Linked DNA regions of Homo sapiens: region 2 is linked to region 1. The links are chromatin contacts, found by Hi-C in ENCODE. All regions are on one chromosome and are shown on one strand. Each heading gives the region's core, a stretch centred on a gene start or an enhancer-like site at or near the end of the contact. The rest is flanking DNA. Distances are from core to core; before and after follow the strand shown. Region 1 holds the start of MFAP3 (microfibril associated protein 3). Region 2 holds the start of UBLCP1 (ubiquitin like domain containing CTD phosphatase 1).

Region 1 (5,507 bases), core at 1,707-4,206:
TTTGCCCATTTTCTAATGAGATTTTTTTTTTACTGTTGAGTTTTGAGAGCTCTTCATATATTCTGTATAATATGTGGTTTGCAAATATTTTTTTCCAGTATGTAGCTTATCTTTTAATTGTCTTCATTGGGCCTTTCAGAGCAAGTCTTTAATTTTAATGAGGTATAATTTATCAATTTTTCCTTTTACTTATTGTCCTTAAAAATCTTACTAGTTATTAATCATTCCTACCTCAATTTTTCCAGGACATCATGAAATTTAAGCCATCAGATTGGCTTTATGTCAGATCAACTTTTGAATACCAGTGTTACTCAATTCAATTCCTTCCAGATGTAGAGCTCTTTGGCAATTAAAGCCAAGATACTATTGGTGTCTCTACAAAGAACAGACACTAGTTTCCAGGATAACCAAGGATTATCAGAGTAGAAATCAATACATCTCACACATATGTACACACACGCTGTAGGTATGTACTGATATGTACTAAGTGCAGAATTAGACCCAACCCATGCTATCAAAATGTTTCTAATGTATTAGAAAAGAAAGGCATATTAAAACTAAGGCAGACTGGATGCAGCACTATAACAGGTGCTGCATTCAGTCCAACACACAAAATGCTGAAACATCCCTGCCAGACCATCCAACACACAAAATGCTGAAAAAAAACAGAACTCCATTAGAATCAGACAACGTAATTCATGAACAAAGTACCTGAAATAAGCCTAGAGTAGTGGTCACAAACTGGGAATTTAAGTGCCAAATCCAGCCTACAGATGTTTTTATTTGGCCTGCACAGTATTTAACCTTTGCAAAAACTAGATGCCAACATTTAAAAATCAGACTTCATATAAAAATATAGGCTTCCAACTTCTAACTTGTAAAATTAAAAGATCTAGCAACACCGGGCCCACATTCAACTCTGTAATAACTAGCTTGTGCTAAATAGCCGCTGGGCCCTTTTAGCTAGGGCAGTTGCTCTCCAGCTCCCTACAATCCCCCACGCAAATCCACTTCACTCAAATTATGCTACCTGATTAACCTCTGTAGGCATCTGAGTTGGCAACACCTGCCTTAAAAGAAGCTTATGATTTTGACAGATGATGATGCCAATGACAGGATTCAAGGATATGGAAATAACATGAGGGTACAGCCAAAGGCCTGAGGTCTGACAGTATGGAACATGGACAGTTACAGTAGGGAGTAGTTACCATGGCAGAGAGAAGAACAATGGGAAGGCATGAAGCTAGAAAGGTAGATTAAGACAACACTATGGAGTTCAGAATATATGGGCATATAATATAAACACATTACACATTTCCAAAACACATAGAGAAAAAATCCAGATACAACTACTCACTGACATACAAACCAACTTAGAAGTAGCCATTCATTCACTCGCAAACATTTTTTGAGTACCTACTACGTACCAAGTAGTACCACAGTACCTGTGGAGATAGAGAACTAATGTAAGCCATTCACTCCAAGGGCCTATCTAATAGGAAAGACGAGACAGTTTTTGCACAAAGTTCAATTAATGTTTTGTGTATATGAATAAATGTTTCCTATCTTTTCCTTATGCTCTCTCCAGGTTGCAACGCATCATTATCATCATCATAAATATATACAGTATACTATATGTAGAATATATAATATACATATTACATAAATTCATATAATTCCATGAAAGACTGGAAGGACATACTCCAAAATATATTTTTAAAGACAGGGTCTCGCTATGTTGGCCAGGTTGGTCTTGAACCCTAGGCCTGGCCTCAAGCAATCTTCCCCTGCCTCAGCCTCCCAAAGTGCTAAAATTACAGGCGTGAGCCACCATGCCCTGCCAAAACAGTCCCTTTACTAAAATATTAAACACTGGTTATCTCTATTCTTTCATTTGTGCCAGATATTTGAGCTAAGCCAGAAGAGAATTTTTTATGGTGATGGTTGTTTATATTATCATTACTATCGTTATTAGAATGACTGTACCATCTCTTTCCTCAACTCATTCATAATCTAGGAGAAAGGTTAAAAAAAAAAAAGGAATAAACACCAAGTACGTGGAACTGCACTATTTAGTGTTTTTGTAAGTCTTCCAGGCATTGTGTAGTAAGCGTGTAGAAATAATTGTAGTTTCTCCTCCAGTTATTTTCTCAGTTGGAGGAGAAAGATTCCAATAACTGTAAATAAATACGGCTGAGCCATATTTTTAAGAAATAAAAACGCATACGCTTACACACACACATATATATTACGTATATATACACTCCACCCGCCCCATTTACCAAAATGAAGAGCAGTACAGCTTAGTAGCTAAGAGCACGGGCTCTGGAGTTTACTTTCTTCCTGTCCTGCAGCGATTGTGGGGAAGTCAGGTCACCTGTCTGCCTCTCCGTTTCCTCATCTGTCAAATGGAGTTCTGGGTCCCTATAAAGATTCAGTGACGCGATATGTGAGGGGCTTGGAACAGTGACCGGCACGTAACCGCCCACAGGTTAACAGCTGCTATCACTTGGTGGGGTGATGGTTTGTATCCTATCGTTATTAATACGGCTGTCTCTAGATGAGCAAACATGCGCTCTCACTTCTTCCCACATTCAAGAATGGGGTCCCAAACGAGAGATTCGACGTAAACGTCCGCTCCCAACTAAGTTCTCAGGCGCTGACAACGACAAGAATTCCTCACACAAACGTAGCGCTTCAATCACTAAACCGCTTTCACAGCCCTCGACCCTGCCGCGAGATGTCCGCCGCCCACCGTCAGGTCACCGCCTCCCTAACGACTTCGGCTGCCCGGGCCCTGCCCCTGAACCTCGCACCCCTCCTGCCTCGTTCAGGAAGCTCCGCACCTATCCGGCCGCCACCCTCAGCACAGCCACGGCAGCCGACTCGGCGTTCCTACTGCCCCGGAAGTGCTCCTTCAGCGCAGAGGCGTGCCGGTGTGTCCGAGAAAACTTCCGAGTTAAGCCGCCGCTGAGGCCGGAAGGAGCTAGACGGCGGTCGGGTAGGTGACGGCTTGGTTGGGGTCGCTGCGAGGGGACTACTAGGAGCGCCGAGGCGTGAGTCGTAGCCTGTGGCTTGGGGTCGGGAGTGCAGGAGGCGAAAATGTTTGCCATTCTTTTGAAAGTCTGGCCTGGGTGTGGGAGTTCGGTCATCGAACACTTACTGAGAGCCAGATACCTGCCAGGCACTGCCCTGGGCTCCAGGGACACATCAGTCAACGAACGGAAGGGCCCTGCTCTCAAGCAGTGCGAAAAGCAGATTATAAACAAGTCAACAAACGGGATTATCTAAGGTGGTAGTAAGTGCTGTAAAGAAATTTAGACTGGATAATGTGATGGAACGAAGTGGGAGAGTAATAAGCCGTATGAAAATCTGGAATAGAGCATTCCAGGCAGAGAGAATAGCGCGTGCAAAGGCCATATAGTGGGAACAAACTTAGCAAAGTCAAGGAAAAGACAAAGGCCACTGGCTAGAGCAAAAGGAGCAAGGTGAGAATGGAGAGAGATGAGGCCAGGGACTTGAGCCCAAATCTTGTAAGGCTTATGAGCAAGGATAAAGAGTTTGATTTTTGTTTGGAATCCAGTGGAAAACCATTGAAGGTTTCTAAGCAGATGAATGACATGATCTGATTTATGACTCTAAGATTACTCCTGGGACCTCATCAGAAAGATGCAACTCTTCTGTTGCCCTCGAGCAGTGAAAATGCATGAAATCCAGACTGACAGAGCTAGTAAAATATTAAAATCAATCTTATTGTACAGATAAGAAAAACTGAATCCCAGAGAGGTGAAGGGACTTAGCCTTTAAGAACTCATGTTTTCCAACTCCATTTAATGCCCTCGGAATTATCATCTTAATTCCCAGATAAGAGTAATTGTCACTTCTAAAACTCTTCAGATATTTTCCTTTGCTTTTGACAGTGGTTCTCTAAATTTAGGTTCATCAATATCACCTGGAAGCTTGTTAAAATTCCAAAAAACAACAACAAAAAAACCCCTGCTTAAATATAAAATGGATCATTTCCTCTGATTTTCTGTTGTAATGGAAAATGCATAGAATTTGGGGCTAAAGTATGGAATCTTGGGAAGCCACTTATTTTTTAAATGCTGCTGATAATTATAGCAGCAGTTCTCAAACTTTTTGATCTTAGAATTTCTTTATACTTTTAAAATGTATTGAGAACTTCAAAGGGTTTTTGTTTATAATAGCTATCAATATTTACTATTTTAGAAAACAACTTTCAACAAAGGTTATTCATTTTAAAATAAACTCATTATATGTTAACATAGATAGCATTTCTGTAAAGGATATTTTCCAAAATGAAAAATTATTGAGAATGGCATTGTTTTACATTGTTACAAATCTCTTTAATGTCTGGCTGAATAAAAGACAGCTAGATTTTCGTAACTTCTACCTTCATTCTCTTACAATATCAATCATCATGTAACTTTTAGAAAATTGTGCCATATTGTGTGAGAATGTGAGTGAAAAAGGGATATGTCCTAATATTATGTAAATTGTTTTGAAACAGTGTCAGGGACACCCAGGAGTTCCTGCACCACACTTTTGAGAATTACACTGAATTACGGTGATTGTCATGCCAGTAAAAGAAATATGAGTTTGATTTGTAAATCAATAAACCTATATGCACATTAAAAATGCAGATGCCCAGGCATCCCCTAGAGATCCCAATTCAATAAGTCTGTGGGGTCAAGAAATCTGCATCTTTAACAAGCACCACAAATTAATTTGATATAAATGGTCTGAAAATTACAGAGTGAGAAAACCAGTCAAATGATTCTCTAGAGTGTTCTGCCTACTAAAACTCAAGATAGGTGTCTTTCTTATCTTCACCTCTCTCCATCAATAGTTTCCAGAGCCTGAAGCTCTGGAAAGTTAATAAGTTTGTAGCAGACACCTTTCACACTACCAAGTCGATGAGTGTCTGAACTCAAAATTTTGAGCACTTGCCACAGGCAGTGGCCCTGTGCTAAGGACAGAAGGTTTTTAGACTCTATCATTCATAAGCTTACAGTCTTTTGAACGGATAACTAACTGCTAAGAGGAAAACTGATAAGTCTTATAATGGCGTACTCTTAATGTGCTAGGGGACTGACAGAGCAAAAAAAAAAAAAACTCATCTGACAAGAGGGTGGGCATGAGAGGGTTTCCTGAATAAGATGAAATTAGAGTTGAATATTATAGAGAGGGTACAGTTTCCCCCAGAAAGATATTGACGGGAAGGGGCAGAAAGATTTTTAAGCAAAAGGAACAACTAGTAAGGTGAAAAGTTATTTAGAGAGAATAAAGTAAAACAAGCGTAGTTTAGGCTTTCAGCCATGGCAGGAAAGCTGGGTAGATTATAGGATTTAAGCAAAGAAACGAATGATAATGATAATCAGCCTCTAGGTGAGGAAACTAAAACCACTGGAGCACATCATAGCTAATTTGTGATAGAGGTAAAACTAAAGACCAGACTTAATGTTTAAATCCATTCATTCCTCCTG
Region 2 (5,507 bases), core at 1,405-3,904, 5.2 Mb after region 1:
ATACAATTATAGATTATGTCAAGTTCAGACAACTGTAAACAATGTTCTGAATATCCATCTGTGAAAGGAAAGGGTGATGGCTATGATGGCAAGATACCATGGCATGTTTATTATTGATGGGAATGAGCCAGTAGAAAGAGGTTAAAAATACAAGAGCAAGAGAAGGGAATCCTGGATTTATAGAAAGCTTCCTTAGAAGGAAGAAGCCGGAGAACAAGTTAAAGGGTTGGCTTCAAATAGAAGCGAACTGCCTCAACTGAAATAAGCAAGAGTGAGGATGACTGAAAATATACCTTAGTTTGTAGATTCAGAGGTTTGAAGAATTGCCAAAATATGGGACAATGTCATCTGCCTAGAGCAAAGGAGTATATTGGAAGTTCTGAGGTTTGAAGAGAATGGAGTTTTTAAGTAGTAGTTTGGGGAAAGCATGCTGAATAGAGAAGGGCAGTAACTGGGCATGCTTCATTAAGAACCTGTATTCTGTCATGTGGGGCAGATTCTAAATATTTTCAGCTCTCTTACTGCAGGCAAGATAAAGGCAAAGGAGTAGGTATTAGAAGAGAGAGACAAACTTCTAGAGGGAACTAAATTTTTGAAGAGGATTGTCTTCCAACTGGGAAGAGAGGGAAAGCTTTTTGAGGGGAGTAGATCTGAGCTGGGCAAGAGAACACACTTGCTAGAGAAAGAAAATGGCCAGAGAGAGAAAAGGGGAGAAAAAAGTCTGGGGGAGATGGAGATAAAAGCAGAGTAGTGGGGGATTTCTGGCCTAGGTGCAGGAATGTCCTTTTATCTTCCAAAGTAAATGTGGTCACAGTAATATTAACAGTTTGTCATCTGATGTTGTGAAATTGTTTCCATATATTATTTAGACTCTCAGACCTGACAATCTATGGAGGAATTCCCAGGCATCTTTAGCTGCTACAGAGATGCATGAATGAAGGACAAGTATATTATCCTCCACACATTAGAAGAGAGGCTCCAGGGAGCAACAGGAGGCAAAAGTTCTTCTTTTCTTTTTTTTTTTTTTTTTTTTTGAGATAGTCTTGCTCTATCACCCAGGATGGAGTGCAGTGGCATGATCTTGGCTCACTACAACCTCCACCTCCCAGGCTCAAGTGATTCTCATGCCTCAGCCTCCCGAGTAGCTAGGGTTAAAGGCACATGCCACCACACCTAGCTAATTTTTTTTATTTTTAGTAAAGACTGGGTTTCACCATGTTGGCCAGGCTGGTCTTGAACTCCTGACCTCTAGTCATCTGCCTGTCTTGGCCTCCCAAAGTGCTGGGATTACAGGTGTGAGCCACACTGTGCCCGGCCAACATTTATCATTTGTGTTGAGACTATCCCAACCTTTCTCCTCTATTTTGAAATACAAAATAAATTATTGATTACTATAGTCACCCTACTGTGCTGTGGAACGCTACAACTTATTCCTTCTGTCTAACCATATTTTCGCTCCTTTTAACTTCTCTTCATCTCCTTCTCCCTCCTTATCCTTCCCAGCCTCTGGTAACCACAATTTTACTCTCTATCTCCATGGAGTCAACTTTTTTTTAGCTCCCACATATGAGCACCAAACTTCAATGTAAGACCCAAAACTATGCAGCTATTCCAAGAAAACGATTTGAGAAAATGCTTGAAAATGTTGGTCTGGGCAATGATTTTTTTTTTTTTTTTAATTAAGACTTTCTGAAGAAAAGGGCATACTTTTCACTGAAAAAGTTTGAGTTTTTTAAATGAGCAGATACTCATGCATTACTAGTGCAGCCAAAAATTATCAAAAGTAGGGAAGAATGCAAAATAGCGTGTGCCTCTTAACTAAAGAACTGTTAAGATACAAAACTTGGCTCTTTGCTGCCTTTCCCGCACTGCCAAGAGGGAAACATGAATTAGTTACATTGCCGTGGTGCTCACTGGGAGTTCGCTGTATGGACCAGATGGGTACTGCTCCGAATTTCCATTCAAGTCTGACATTCTTTTGTCAGCGTTTGTGTAACCGGTTTTCCTTGCATTCAGAGGAAAGACAGCATGGAAGTATGGATGGGAAGGTTGAGACGATTGGATACTGTATGGTAACCTCGATCGCAGCTCTCCTATGAGACTTGCTTCTTGGATTCTGAGTCACTTAAGCTTGCCCCTTCTCTTTCCTGACCCTCTTCCGTTTCCCCTTAGATTGGAGATTCTCCTCAGATTCTAAGTCTCTGAAATTATTAGTGTTGGCAGCCCCTGGGCCCATGGAGGGGTCTCAAGTCTTCAGTTCTCAAAGATCACCTTTTAAGCTTCATTCGGAACATGACACAGCCACACGAGTCCTAGCCCTGAATCTCACGAAGACCTCAGTACACCTGGAAAAGGCAGCACACCCAGTTACGACACTACTAGAGACGTCACACGCCTCAGCACCCATCCGCTCCCAGCCCAGAACGAGCGCACGCGCAGAACGAGAGAGCGGCCACCCAGGGATCGGCGCTATCTGCACAGCGGTTACAGTCTCGGAAAGGCCTGGCTTCTTCGTGGCTTTGTGGAGATCCCTTACAGCGGCCATTTGATTAGCACCCGAAGAGATTCAAAGGAAGCAGTTGTTCCGTCCCCAACATATTTCCGTTTCAAACCACCCACTTCCGGTTTTTCAGCCGGTTCCGGTCCCGCCCTTCACTTCCGGTCGCTTTCGGTCTCTCAGCGGCCGGTTTCTGCGTCCGCTGCCGCAGGTTCCACCGCGCTCCAGGTGAGGGGTTGCGGGGCACCCTGGCGCGCTGCCCTTGGAGACGCTGTTGGGGCTCGGGGACAGTGGCTTTGCGGCCCGCGCGGCGTGGCTTGCACTGCGGCGGGCTGGGGATAGTGTCTGTCCTAGTCTGACGCCCAGGCCCCTAGCCCCGGCCCGCTTAGTCGCGGGGGCCGCTGTCCTCCCATCCAGCAGTCTAGCCTATTTGGAGGGCTTTCTGTTTCCCAGTGGGTTTTGCGTCCCCAAACTTCATTCCTCCGTCTTCTCAGGCTTGTCCATCCCTCCCCTCAACCTCCTTGTTGAAGGCATCCCGGCCTTTTTGGTTCTGGAGCCTCCACCTGCCTCCTAATGCTCCCCTAAGTCAGTTAGCACAGCCCCCGACCCTGCACCACCTCGCAGTTGTTGCTGGTGTGCGGTTCTCGCCGGAGTTCTTAGTGCTTCACGGTTATCTTTTGCTGGGATTGTTGAAAGTTAACCTCCCGTTAATTCCCAAAGTGTTACTTTTACTGCTATACTTTAAAATTTCTTCATTTGCCACTTTTTAGGTTTGTGGTCCCGGGCAAGTTTAATTTCTTTTCAGGATTCTCATTTGTATAATGAGGACAACAGCTGTTGGTTCAGGATTGTGAAGCTTCAATGAGATAATTGTTTAGCATGTTTTTATTCCATCATGAACACCATTTGTATTGTGTTTTACAGTTTACAAAGTGCTGTCACAGGTGTTACTTCATACCTTAACACTACTCCTGTCCAGTGAATATTAGTAGCCTCATCTTGTTGAGAAGACTGAGGCCAAGAGGTGGATTGACTAGGCAAAGTCAACACAGTATGTTAGGTAGAACTCCAACCTAAACAGCTATTCTTGACCCTAGGTTGACCATATGGAAGTGTATTCTTTGCTTGCTTGTTTGGGTTTGCCAACTTCACTCCTCCCCACACCCCAAATCATTTTTCAGCTTATAAATCTGATGGGATCTGAAATGATACAAAATACTAAGAAAGAAGGTTAAATGTGAAAGCAAAATAGCTCATGCATTTATATCACACTGCTTCATTGGTGTGAACGGTCTTAATGATGAAATAAGGTTCAGTAACTTTTAAACAAATCTTAAAGACATATGCATTTACAATTTTTATGGTGTTTGTTTCGCTTGGCCCTTTAAGGCATTTGCCAACTTGGAATTTCCACTTGTGGGATAGGTGCTTCGTAACGTTTTTATGCTGCTTTATTAACCATATAGAGCCCATGCCCTCTGGCACATTTTTTTTAAGGCTGAAAACATTGAAGAGCCTGTAGTACTGACTCTCAAATTTGAGCATTCATCAGAGGTGAGGAGGACTGACCTTGTTAAAACACAGATTCCTAGGTCCCTTCTCTCCACCCCAATTACATTTCTACCAAATTACCAAGTGAGGTCAATGCTGTTCGTTAGCCCAGGGACCATGCTTTGAAAACCACTAGTCTAGAAGAGCAATCACTTGTCCAGGGTCACCTGGAACTCAGATGATTTCACTCCAAACTCTGCACTACTACGCATCACAATATATGCGATATTAGTGCTGGTTGCCTTTCTAGCTCTCGTAGGATTCCCTTTTATTCTTATGTCTTACAGAAAATATTTAAACTGTATTTCAGTTTAACTCAAAAGGTCCACTTTTAATTGAAGAATATAACATTTGTTATAGTTCTGTCTAAAATGGAATACGTTACCCTAAATTAAGACACTTGCTTTACATTTTCAGTAGAACACATTGTAAACATAGGAGTAAATATACATTTATAGTTCATATTTGTATTCATATATGAGTAAATATAAATATGAATTTATGGCTCTCTCTTCTAATTGGCCTTTTAGTAGGAGACACTGTTTTTAAATTATTTTTGGAAGTGGAGATTAAAAATTTAACCTCTTTCTTGCAGTTGGTCCTAATAGTTGCATGAAGAGTGCAATCAAATGTTTCATCAAATAAGTGAAAGCATTGGAAATACCAATACCTTGAGATTAGAAAATCCAGTTCTCTGGACTGTGGGAGGAATGAGTTTAATGAAAAATAGAAAGCTTTATGCAGGAAGAGACATATGTTTGGTTATTTACATGAGTGGCAGCCACTATATAATCTTTGTGTGCTTAGATCTGTACCCATGGGTTTTGTATTTTCTGATTGATATGGTTTGGCTGTGTCCCTACCAAAATCTCAACTTGAATTGTATCTCCCAGAATTCCCACTTATTGTGGGAGGGACCCAGTGGGAGGTAATTGAATCATGGGGGCCGATTTTTCCCGTGCTATTCTTGTGAATAAGTGAATAAGTCTCATGAGATCTGATGGATTTATCAGGGGTTTCCGCTTTTCTGTCTTCCTCATTCTCTCTTGCCACTGCCATGTAAGAAGTGCTTTTTACCTTCTGCCATGATTCTGAGGCCTCCCTAGCCATTGTGGAACTGTAAGTAGCTGGGATTACAGGCGCCCACCACCACCTCTGGCTAATTTTTTTTTGTATTTTTAGTAGAGATGGGGTTTCACCACATTGGCCAGGCTGGTCTTGAACTCCTGACCTAAGGTGATTCACCTGCCTCAGCCTCCCAAAGTTCTGGGATTACAGGCATGAGCCACTGTGGCCAGCCTTGGGTATGTCTTAGCAGCATGAAAACAGACTAATACGGTAAATTGGTACTAGTAGAGTGGGGCATTGCTGAAAAGATACCCGAAAACGTGGAAGCAACTTTGGAACTGGGTAACAGGCAGAGGTTGGAACAGTTTGGAGGGCTCAGAAGAAGACAGGA

The links. A loop is a pair of places that touch in the nucleus more often than their neighbours do. Pooled maps may share reads with other maps.
Region 2: a loop to region 1 is called in a pooled map, with 12 times the contacts of the local background. The contact joins the promoter of UBLCP1 here to the promoter of MFAP3 in region 1. A Hi-C loop is called at or near these places in 5 of 50 pooled maps.

Annotation. Positions count from the first base shown.
Region 1 is chr5:154,036,011-154,041,517 of GRCh38, forward strand. MFAP3 (microfibril associated protein 3) reads left to right here and starts at 2,957. Exons shown (of 3, transcript NM_005927.5): 1 at 2,957-3,001. FAM114A2 (family with sequence similarity 114 member A2) reads right to left here and starts at 2,900. Exons shown (of 14, transcript NM_018691.4): 1 at 2,847-2,900.
Region 2 is chr5:159,260,636-159,266,142 of GRCh38, forward strand. It overlaps UBLCP1 (ubiquitin like domain containing CTD phosphatase 1), which reads left to right and starts at 2,655. Exons shown (of 11, transcript NM_145049.5): 1 at 2,655-2,725. RefSeq lists enhancers at 1,880-2,387, 2,222-2,291, 2,322-2,631, 2,388-2,895.